2 separate regions of the Homo sapiens genome follow, and region 1 is linked to region 2. Evidence: chromatin loops called from intact Hi-C (ENCODE). Cell type or tissue: pancreas. All regions are shown on one strand. Each heading gives the region's core, and the rest is flanking DNA. Links, peaks and the distances in the headings are about the cores only.

Region 1 (5,377 bases), core at 119-5,118, 50 kb after region 2:
CCAAGAGCATGGAGGACCTGCTTGATCAGACTTGCAGAGATCCTAGGAGCAAAAGGATTCATCTGGCAGATTAAGAAGCAGCAGACTCAGGACAGCCAATTCAGACAACATCCCAGGGGAGGGGGGAAGAAATAAGAGACATATTCTGAGATGAAACCTAAGTTGGAGGTCGCTTTCACCACTAGCTGCGAAGTCTGACACCAGCTATGCCACAAAGCCATTGGCCGCAAAGTCTGACACCAGCCAAGCCACAAAGCCTGGCTTCTCTTGTGGGGCTGCTGCTGAGCCATTCAGAATCTCCTAGCTGTAGTCCCAGTTTTAAATTTGAGTCTCTTAACAGCAAGTCTTATAAAGACCCTCACCTACCCCTTACACTTTGTTAGCTGTAAAAGACAGTTTTCCCGAAGCTAGAAGAGCTCTGCTTTGCGGGAAAGCTTGCTTCGTTTCTTTTTCATGAAAAACTTGAGTTTTGGACTCGGCAGACCTGCAATGACATCTTGGCTCTGCCATTTACCAGCTGTGAGACTAGAACAAGTCCCTACAATTATTTAAGCTTCAGCTTCCTTATCTGTGGAATAGGATAATAATGCCCATTTTCCCAGGACTGCTGGGGGATTGCAGGGATAATGCTTGGAGTGCTTTAACACAAGGCCTGGCACACAGTAGGTGCTCATTAAATGGCAGTTACATTCTCTCCATCGCTGGAAGGGCAGTGGAGGCAGGTAGCTCTGCCTCTTTGGCACTGACAAACCAACCTCAGTTTGCCCTCCAGGTCCACCGTTAATTCCCTAAGCGATGGGGTGAAAGCCTGCACCGGGAGGTTTGCGTCTCCCATGCCAAGTGAGAATAATAATTCTTCCCTCACACGATGAAGGGTACCTGCTGCTTGTGTGTGCTCCTTCTCTTGGGAGGGAGGCTTGCCACATAAACACAAGGCTTCATTTGTAAAATCTGGAACACACATTAACCCCATCACAATACCACCTTTGGACAACCTGTTCAATTCTTTTCACCCACACTCAAGACCTATATGGTGTGTCAGTGACAAAGGGACTGGTTGCCAATGCAAAACCCACCTATAGAAAGCCACCTTGTTGTTCCTCTTTGGGGAGGAGAGCTGAGCTCCCCCACCCCCCTTCTCCCATTGTTGAAGACCACCCAGTGACACTTGCTGGCAAGCTGCCACAGTCCAGACAGGCAAAGCCAGGCCTAACTTCCCAGCCTCCAGCTCTGCAACAGAAGCCTATAGAATGAAAAGCACCTGACTGTGGGGCCTTCGCAGATGGCAGACCACAAAAACTCTGAAGGCAGGGTTGCAGGTGATTATTTCAGAAGTCTGTACATTGGATGATCCATTAGACTCTTGGCTATAATACAGCAGATTCATATATAACTTGTTCACTACAAAACATCCATTCATAATGACAGAGGTAAACAGCTGTGAATTTCCATGACTTGATGTGGTCTCACTTGCAAAAGAGGGCACTGTGTTGACTGACTGCATTTTTAAGTCTCTCTCACTTGGGCACAGCTATGTAAGAGGGAAGAGCTCCCCTCACACCACTATGAAATGATAGTCACAAGACCGAAAACAGAAAGACAGAGCAGCCTCTGCTTTCACAGAAAAACGAATAAACCCAGAACTCCCCAATTTTCCTCTCCAATTAACTGTGACCCACACCTAATAAACCTGCTAGGATTGTAATATTAGGTGAGCTCAGACTAGTAAAGGCACTTGGCTGGGAGTAATCTGGAAAAATACTGGCAGAGCCAGGGAAGGTGGGGGAGGGCTCTCTTCCGAAGTCCAGTTCCAACGTAGACTTGGTGGCGGGGGCTCCAAGGCCTCCACGGCCAGCCGGTTCCACAGGCTCCGCTTTCCTCACCTGTAGCTCCCATCCTGTGTGCTATCTTCCTCTTAGCAGTCAAGGAAGTTTCTGGGCAACTTGAGAGCCCGGCAACTTTCACGTCCTTAAAATAAATGTCTCCTCACTTGGTACTGTGGGAATGATTTCAGAGCCACAGACGGTAAAACAAATGGCAAATGGAATTGAAAGGTAAAAAGCTGAATTCAGGCATGTATTTCTAGGATTCTCAGCTAAAATCTCATGTAGATGAAAATTTTTACAAAAACACACACTTCTCCTTTTCTCCCCGAAAGCCACTCAATAATTGGTTTTAGGAACTTAAGACCCAGATTTCTGCGTTTTTGCACAGTTAATGCTGATACCAGGTTTTAACTTTCCAAAAAGTATTTTAAAAAAAAACTATGCTGAACATGAAATGTTGTGTCTCAAGCATACTTAGGCCTACCATTCACTGAGGAAAATGAGTTTTAGGGAAGAAAATAATGAACAACACATACAAGGAGAGATAAAAGAACACTTTGGTACTATTGGTCCCATCTCTGCTTTTAAGACTTTGCCTGAGATTGCAACTCCTCTCTCTCTCAAGAAGTCCTCTCCCTCTCCCATCTCCCATCTCTCTTTCTTTTTTTTTTTTGAGATAGGGTCTCACTCTGTCACCCAGGCTGGAGTGCAGTGGCACCATCTCAGCTCACTGCAACTTCAACCTCCTGGGCTCAAGGGATCCTCCTGCCTCAGCCTCCCAGGGAGCTGGGATTACAGGCGCATGCCACCACGCCTGGCTAATTTTTGTTTGTTTGTTTGTTTGTTTGTAGAGACAGAGTTTTGCCATGTTGCCCAGGCTGGCCTGGAACTCCTGGGTTCAAGCAGTCTTCCCACCTTGGCCTCCCAAAGTGTTGCGATTACAGGCATGAGCCACTCTGCCAGGCCAAGAAGTCTTTCTTAACGGACCCATTCCAAGCACTTCAACCCTAGAGTTTGCATGGCAGTGCTCTGCGTTTCCCTTCAGGCCAGTAATAGGATTCTGGATGGCGCATGGGCTCTGGTATTAATTCCTGCCAGCCCACACCTGATGCCAGGCACACAGCAAGCATTGTTGAAAGGATGAAGGCGCCAACCTCCACCTACTTCACCACCTTCATCTTGTCCAATACTGTCCAAACTCACTTTGGAGAAGAATAAACATTCTTTGCTCTACTTTCCACTGCTCAGCTTCGGGTAATTTTTCTTCAACCCTACCCACCCTACCCATATTATGCACTTTCCTTTTGCTAACCAGCAGAACGGGTTGAGACTTTCCTCAACATTTTCTCTGGCAACTGAATTAGGTTAACTGTGTCTTTCTGCTCTGATTTCCTCTTACTGCCCAATAATCCTGTCCCAAACATCAAAGGCCTTCTTTGAAGAGAAGGCCAAATTCACTATTAGGAAAAGAGAAATTATTTCCTAACTTTATTTCAGAAGATGGGAAGAATCACAATCCCGCTGATTTTTGTGAGATAAACATTGCCCAGTACATCAGACCACAAGGCATTTGCTGTGATACCACTGACAGAGACATAAACACATGGCTTTCCTCACCCAAACCTACGCGGGACTTTTTCACAGCAAGCTTGGACTCCAAATCCCATAGTAAACGGTTTGTATCTAACATGTCTGACAGAGCTTGCCACAGAGCAAGGGGGTTCACATAGCCATCACAGGCTTTGACTAAAAGAGCATATGAACCGAGCTAGAACTAACCTGAAGTTTAGTCCAGATTCCACTCAAAGTTGGACTCCCAATACTTGAGGATGAGAAAAACTATCTCTAAGTGGTAACACAAAACATGAACAAATGGCTGACCTAATAGGCCAGAGCTATCAGACTGAAGAGAAAACCTCACCCACTTCTTCTACTTTCGAGCTGCTACCCTCAGACGGTATAAATGTCGACAAGACTTCATGGGTCATGGGTTCCAGGAAGCTTGTTCTGAAACTGAGGAAAAAGAGAATTATCTCATCTTTTGAACAAAATAAACAGTTCTGAAGTATTTGCTTTTTACAAGGTGCATTGATATAAACCATAGTAAGTCCTTATCAATACATTTTATAAATAAGAAAACAGTAGAAAAGCGATTTTTCTAAGACCATAGGCCTCCCGAAATGTCCAGTTTCCTGGCTCCCTGCTGAAATGAACAACGGATTAAGAACAATGATTGTACTTTACAAAACCATTACCTTTATGTTCAGCAGTCCATTTTCATCAATAGTCATCAACTATTTCTTAAGAACACATTATAAACAGGCCTCATATAAAATCAGTCAGGCTTACATGGAAGGGATTTGGGGTGATAATACAGAGGGCAAGGAATGAACTCAGCAAAAACCAAGGGTCAGCTGCTAGATTGGAGAAGGTGGCTCCTACTGAAGTAATACTATCATGAGGTAGGACAGAGCTACACAGCAGAGCTTTAAGAAATTAGGGTTTTAAACCTAGGTTGTTTTAAAGCTGGGTGGTGACTTGATTATAGGACTCATGGAGAATGGGTGGGATGGTCACAGGTTGGCACTGGGGGCCCAGCCACGTGCCAGCAACAATTGTCAAGGGCATCAACAAGTCTGGTGGTGGCAGGAATGAAAAAGATGGTGGAGTAATAAAAGGAAGGGCAGGAAAGAGCAGGCAAACTTGGGGAAGGTGTCTAACTGGGTGGCAGTAGAGATGTAGGAATAGATTAGTTCAGTGGTTTGAGTCAGTGTGAATGGAGTTCACAGGCAGAGCTTAGATTCCAACCCCAGTTTCCTAACCCTCCTAAAGGCAGTGCCATTTGAGATGGATCCTCTAAACCTTCCTTCCTGCATTCCACCTCCTCTTCTCTATCCGTTACCAACCCTGAGGGCTCCAAAGAAGCAAAACCTTCTTTAGGCAAGCTTTTCATAAACACGGGTTTATAGATTAAAAACAAACACCCTCTCCCATCCCACCCCCTAACCCCAAATATTTGAGTCAACCTCATAAATTATGAAAATGTTACATGTTAAGGCTCCATGTGGGAGCACACTTAGGATTTGGGTCTTTCCAACCAACAGCAAAGTAGTTGGCTACATCTGTTCTCTGAGTCTTTAGTCAAAAATGTAGAGACACTTCAGGGCTGTCTGATGACAAAAGTTCATACTCTTATCACAACTATGTCAAAAGTATGCATGCACATGATGAGCAACACAAGTCCATAGGATTGTGGATAATTTAAAAAACATTTTCTTAATTACAAGTAGATGCTTGTACAATAAATAAAAACTGAGGAGGAACCATCATTTGACTAATAAAGCTTACTTTCCTGGGACAAGGAAGCTTTCAGCCTGGTGCCTGATGCACTAAAAATGTTTGCTGAATTGAAGTATGGAGATGACAAGAAGTTACATATGTTAGAGTAAATAGATTTTTCTAAATGGAACATATTATTTTCTTTCCTCTCCCTCTCAAATTTCGATTCTTTTCTCCTGTCCCATATTTTCCCAGACAGCAAGAGGGCTTAG
Region 2 (5,377 bases), core at 249-5,248:
TAACTAACCAACCAGCTAACAGACTGGCTGACTGACTAACTGCCACAACTTAGTGCATAGGTCAATAGAAGAGCATTTTATACTTTAAAGGGAGCTAAGGGAGGCTAGAAAGGAAGCAGGATTTGGAATCAGCCATGGTCTCACACTCTGGGTCTGCTGGGTATTAGCTGTGTGATCTTGGGCAAGTTAATTAATCTCTCTGATACAGTTTCCTCATTTGTAAAAAGGCTTAATGTATGCTGCCTCAGGGCTATTGTAAGGATTGAGAGGCCCAGGCTGCACACATGAGAGATGAGATCATTCCTGCAAGCCTCCAGGAAGGAGGAAATTGATTTTGGAGCTTCCCATCATTCTCCCTTCCCAAATGATGAGCAAATCTTCCCACCAGTCATAGCCATCACTCGGAATCGCCTCATTATTGCATTTCTGCTACTTGGAGAGGAATATTCTGACTTTCAACCACTGTCCTCCCCATGAATGCCACTGAAATCCTTTCTTCCACATCAGGGGCCTGTTAGGCTCTGTCTGCTCCTGGTCCACAGGTGCCCTGGGATGGTGCCTCACGGGTGTTCAGATTCTGTAGCTAGGAGGCAGAGTCACAGCTCCTGGACACCCCAGCAACTCGGGTGGCATTTGGCTTCCTGGCAGGTAAAGCTATGGCCATCAGTGCTGAGCTTTGCCCTGGTGGCCCCTCCTGAGAGCCGTGCTGTTGCCAAGCCTGGTGCCTGCCTGCTGCTGGGCCACCCAGGTATGAGCTGCTTATTAGCAAGTGCCAGATGGAGTGGGAGAAACCCTTGGCCCTGGTGGGACAGGCAGGCCTCTCCCAGAGGCTGCTGCCAACCTTCTGCTGGGGACAGCAGGGATTAATGCTCTTCTTCCCCTAGTCTCCAGTTAGTTCTGAGTGGTTGGATTAGGTGTTTTACCTTTTTGAAAACAGTTTTCTGTATTCTCTAAGTTTTCTATAATGAACATATGTTCCTTTCATAACCAGAAAGAGTTGATAAAAACTCTTAAAATCTATAGAATATTTTTAAAGGTATATATATATATTTTTTTTCTTGAGACAGAGTCTCACTCTGTCACTCAGGCTAGAGTGCAGTGGCATGATCTTGGCTCACTACAACCTTAGCCTCCTGGACTCAAGCAGTTAAAAGGTGTACATTTTGAGCTGTGGAGTCAGGTCAAGTAAGGTCTACTTGGCCTTGAGTATGGGGTCAGTTGTGAAAAGAAGCTGTCTTTGACTTCGGGGACAACCCCTTCCCCTCTGGCATTCTGTGGACCAAGTCTTGGCTTCCCTAGACCTGCTGCCGTGTCTGTCCACTGTGGCTTGAGCATGGAGCTGTGACAGCTGAGATAACTGCATTTACTATGCAAACGGGGAGAGGGAAAAATGAAGTCCACTATAAAGATTGCTCTGCTGCATGGGGAAGAGCTCCACCTCCTGCCAAGGAACCCTGGGGCTCCATGAATGGGCTTATTAGGCAGCCTTCCTGTGTGTGCCTGGAGGCACAGAGCTTCCCCAGGCAGCATGCAGAACCATGTGCTGAGAGCCTGGATGGAACAGCAGCATCTCAGTAATATCTTCTGGAGCCTGAAAGGATAAAGAAATTCCTCATGCTAAGACAGAGGACTTCCATAATGGAAGCCACCTGCTTTGGGACCCTACAGGACCAAATATCAAGAAAGAACACATGACCAAGCATGGTGGCTCAAGCCTGTAATTTCAGCCAAAGCGGGAAGATTGCTTGAGCTCAGGAGTTCTAGACCAGCCTGGGCAACATAGCAAGACTGTCTCTGTAACAAATAAAATTAAAGTTAGCCAAGCATGGTGGCGTGTGCCTGTAGTCCTAGCTACTCAGATGGTTGAGGAAGGAGGATCTCTTGAGCCTTGGTGATGGAGGCTGCAGTGAGCTCTGATTGTGCCACTGCACTCCAGCTTGGGTGACAGAACAAGATCCTGTCTCTTAAAAGGAAAAAAAGGGGAGGAGGACAGCTGGCTAGCATGAGGACAGGGCTGCTGGCATGTTGAGGGGGGTTTGGGAGACAGCAGCAGCTGCCCTAGCTTTGTTGAGCAGCGAGCGGTTGGAGGAGGCCAGCTTCCCTTCTGGCCTCAGCCTTGGCCTCTGGGCTCCTGCCCACTCACCTCTGGAGGCCTCCAGCCACTCTTGTTTGACGCTGTACCGGACCTGGGCTTTGGGGTGGCTCTCAGGCAGGTGGCAGGCAATGACTGCTGTGTTTCCCTCATCCACTTCAATCACGTGCTGCACATCTAACTTGAAGTCCTGGAGATCTGTGAAGAGAAGGGAAGGTGCTGGTTGGAGGACAGCAGAGCAAAAGTGTGACATTTCAGGGTGGGCTTGTGCCTTGGTGTTGTCAGTCATGACAAAGCTCACACCTAGGGGGATATCAGGGGATCCTCCGAGTTCTTCCTCCAGCCCCTTGTTGTCTACAGGAGTTTGTAAGAATGTGGGGCCCTCATCACTGATGGGGTTCACTTTGTATATACAAGCTGGGGAAAGGTGCAGAGAGAATCCCATCAAGGGGTGCCTCTGGCTCAGACCATCTGTTACACTGAGATGTGGGGGCAAGTTGGCTCTGCTTACACCCCAGAAATGGGGGGGGGTCAAAGTACAAATGTCCTAGCAGAGCTGTCAGCAGGCTCAACTAATGGAGATGGAAGGGAACGATACAAGAGAATGCTCATGTCTTTTCTCCAAGTTGATTGAGAACAGCCTTCGGAGGCTGAGGCAGGAGAATGGCATGAACCCAGGAGGCAGAGCTTGCAGTGAGCCGAGATCGCGCCACTGCACGCTGGCCTGGGCGAAAAGAGCGAGACTATGTCTCAAAAAAAAAGAACAGCCTTCCCAGGTTCTCCTTAGGCATCCACGATGACAAGTAACAGGCCTGAGATTCCACTTGGTTGCCGGCCATGGTTATAACCAGAAGGCTGATTCTTGCTGCTCAGGAGCCACACCCCACTTCACGGAGGATCCTTCCTTGGGGCTGGGGGCAGGACTCTGGATACCCTAAGGGTTTTCTAAGACAAAGAGGAATCTGCCAGGACAACAGGCAGCACCCTAGGGTGGCTTAATGGCAGTGGACTATGGAGGAGCCAGGGTCCTAACATGAGACTGTGGTCTCTGGCAGCCCCATAGCCATCTCTCCTGGCTTGGCACCATGGGATCTAAACTGGGAGAGCATGGAGATTCATCTAGAATAAAAGCAGAATGTTTCCCAAACAATGCAAGAGTCCAAACAACAAATCTCTCTTTGTATGAGACAAATCACTCATGTTGCTGAGTAAAACAGGGACCACTTGCACAACAAAACTGCATGCATTCCAAGCTGGAAATCTGGTTTTCAGGATTATAGCTGAATTTAAGAGGAGAAATAAAACTAATGGAGTATAAGACAGATGGAAATATTTTACCCAGACACTCTCTTCTTAAAGGTACTCAGAAAGCCCTGAAGGCACCTTCTCCGAATACTGGCCACACCAAATTCTGCTCAGCTCCCGGGACTGACAGCATTGGGACTGACTGCAATTTCACTGCAAGACTGCACCTGCCTCTGCTGTTGTTTCCAGTGGAGACCCAGAGAGGGCTGGAATCAGGTTTCTCACAGAAGACAAGAGATAATGACCAAAAACAAACTGGTGTCACCCTAGGAGTGCCTGGTGATTAAGGTACTCAGTGAGGTCAGGAGGCTTCCCACGTAATGGAACTTCCCAGCAACTCTTAGTCAATTCAAGCCAACACAGGGGAGGAAGCCCTGTTGTTTCTGTGAAAGGATTGATGTCCCTTTGATTACAATATTAGACTATGAACTCTTTAGGGGCGTGGACCGAGTTTTGTTCCTGTCTGTGTCCCCTGAACCTAACCCAGGTCCTGGCCCAAGTACACACTTGGCAAGTGTTGAATGAATAAATGAATGAATGTTAATGAATGAACGAATGAATATCTTGGAAGCTGAGCCCCACGAGTTAGGTACAAGATGCCCATTATGCTGCCTAGAAACTCATAGTTGAACTCATAAATTCATAGTTGAAGTTGGTCTACATTTTGAACAAACAGACAAGAGCCTAGCATAACAAATGTTCTGTGAACATTATATCTAAGTGTGGCCAATGGAAGCTATTTTGCAAATACAATGTTTCTTGAGACGTTATGTGGGATCTGAAGAAAGAAGTGAAATGGGTCTAATAAATGTGCTGTAAGAAATACATGCTATTCAAGGAGTGATGTGTTAAAAACAGTGACAGGATGGATATTCCATTCTCCATGATGTGCTTATTTCACACTGCATGCCTGTATCAAAACATCTCATGTACCTGATAAATATACACACATACTATGTACCCACACACACACACAAAACTTAACAAAAAACAGAGATTGGCTGTCTGATTCCTTTCTATTGCCCCATTTCACTTTCCAGGCTGAACAAGCATGATGCCTGCGGGTCAAGGCGAGATCTCTCATAGATTCCTTCCTGTGGGTAAGTGTAGGGCCTCCTGGGCTTTTAAATAATGATTTCAAAATTATTTAATGTTTTGTGTGTGATATCTGAGCCTAACTAAACGATAAATTCCTGGTGAGAAGCCTATTAATTTTTCACTCTTCACCCCAACCCCAAGTTCTATTGCATAGTACTGAGGATACAGCAAATGCTTTCTAAATCCTTGCTAAATAAATACAGTTTGGAAGGCTGAGCCCAAGGCCAGCTTGATGGGTGTGCAACCTGCCTCTGCACTTGATGGGGTAACACCCAGTTTAATGCTCTGCTTTCATCATCTGAAAATTCTTAATAATGCTTCAACAAGGGACCCTACATTTTCATTTTGCATTTGGTCCCACAAATTATTTAGCCCAGTCCTGGCTGAGCCTCTCAGCCAAGATAGCTAATGAGTTTTCTCTCAGAGAAGAGGAAGGTTTGGACTATGGGAAAGGAATTGCTTGAGCTCAACATGTTCTAGCTAAACATCGGTAACTTTGTTTTCTGAAAGCAATTCACTTAAAAAATGCAAAGGCCTTAATCCTCCTTCAGGCCAGTGCGCCCTGTACCTGCCAAGTCAGGAGGCTCCCCACAAAGCGAGCTGTGAATGATTGTGAGCTGTGAGTGATTGTGAGCTCAGGGGCATCTGGAAAATTCCTCAGGCGCTGTGAAGCACTCTCCTCCATGGTCGAATAAGTCCCAAACTACTCCACCAAGAGGTTTCTTTTTTTTTTTTCCTCCTCCTTTTCTTCACCTCATTCCAAGGAAATTTGCCTTAAGCAAAGAATATACTTAAAGCTAGCAGATCATTTTGCAAGAAAGATGTAAGGAACTGAAAGGAGTTTGGCACCAGGATGCCATCTCCATCTTCATGGCCCCAGGC

What was found. Hi-C counts contacts between places; a loop is a spot of excess contacts. Peaks named below come from ENCODE experiments on the same cell type or tissue, not always from the same donor. Only the 100,000 strongest peaks of a DNase experiment are listed, where the experiment ranks them.
Region 1: a loop joins it to region 2, with 4 times the contacts of the local background. A loop is called at or near these places in 18 of 110 quality-filtered maps.

Annotation. Positions count from the first base shown.
Region 1 is chr3:113,214,649-113,220,025 of GRCh38, reverse strand. BOC (BOC cell adhesion associated, oncogene regulated) reads right to left here. Exons shown (of 20, transcript NM_001378074.1): 2 at 3,752-3,839. LOC124909486 reads left to right here and starts at 4,396. Exons shown (of 2, transcript XM_047449436.1): 1 at 4,396-4,494. The coding sequence starts at 4,396. In pancreas, for the core only: no CTCF peak of the experiment used is centred there; no DNase peak of the experiment used is centred there.
Region 2 is chr3:113,265,212-113,270,588 of GRCh38, reverse strand. It overlaps BOC (BOC cell adhesion associated, oncogene regulated), which reads right to left. Exons shown (of 20, transcript NM_001378074.1): 5 at 2,144-2,290. It overlaps LOC124909409 (a long non-coding RNA gene), which reads left to right and starts at 2,290. Exons shown (of 2, transcript XR_007096006.1): 1 at 2,290-4,497. RefSeq lists an enhancer at 4,921-5,377. In pancreas, for the core only: no CTCF peak of the experiment used is centred there; no DNase peak of the experiment used is centred there.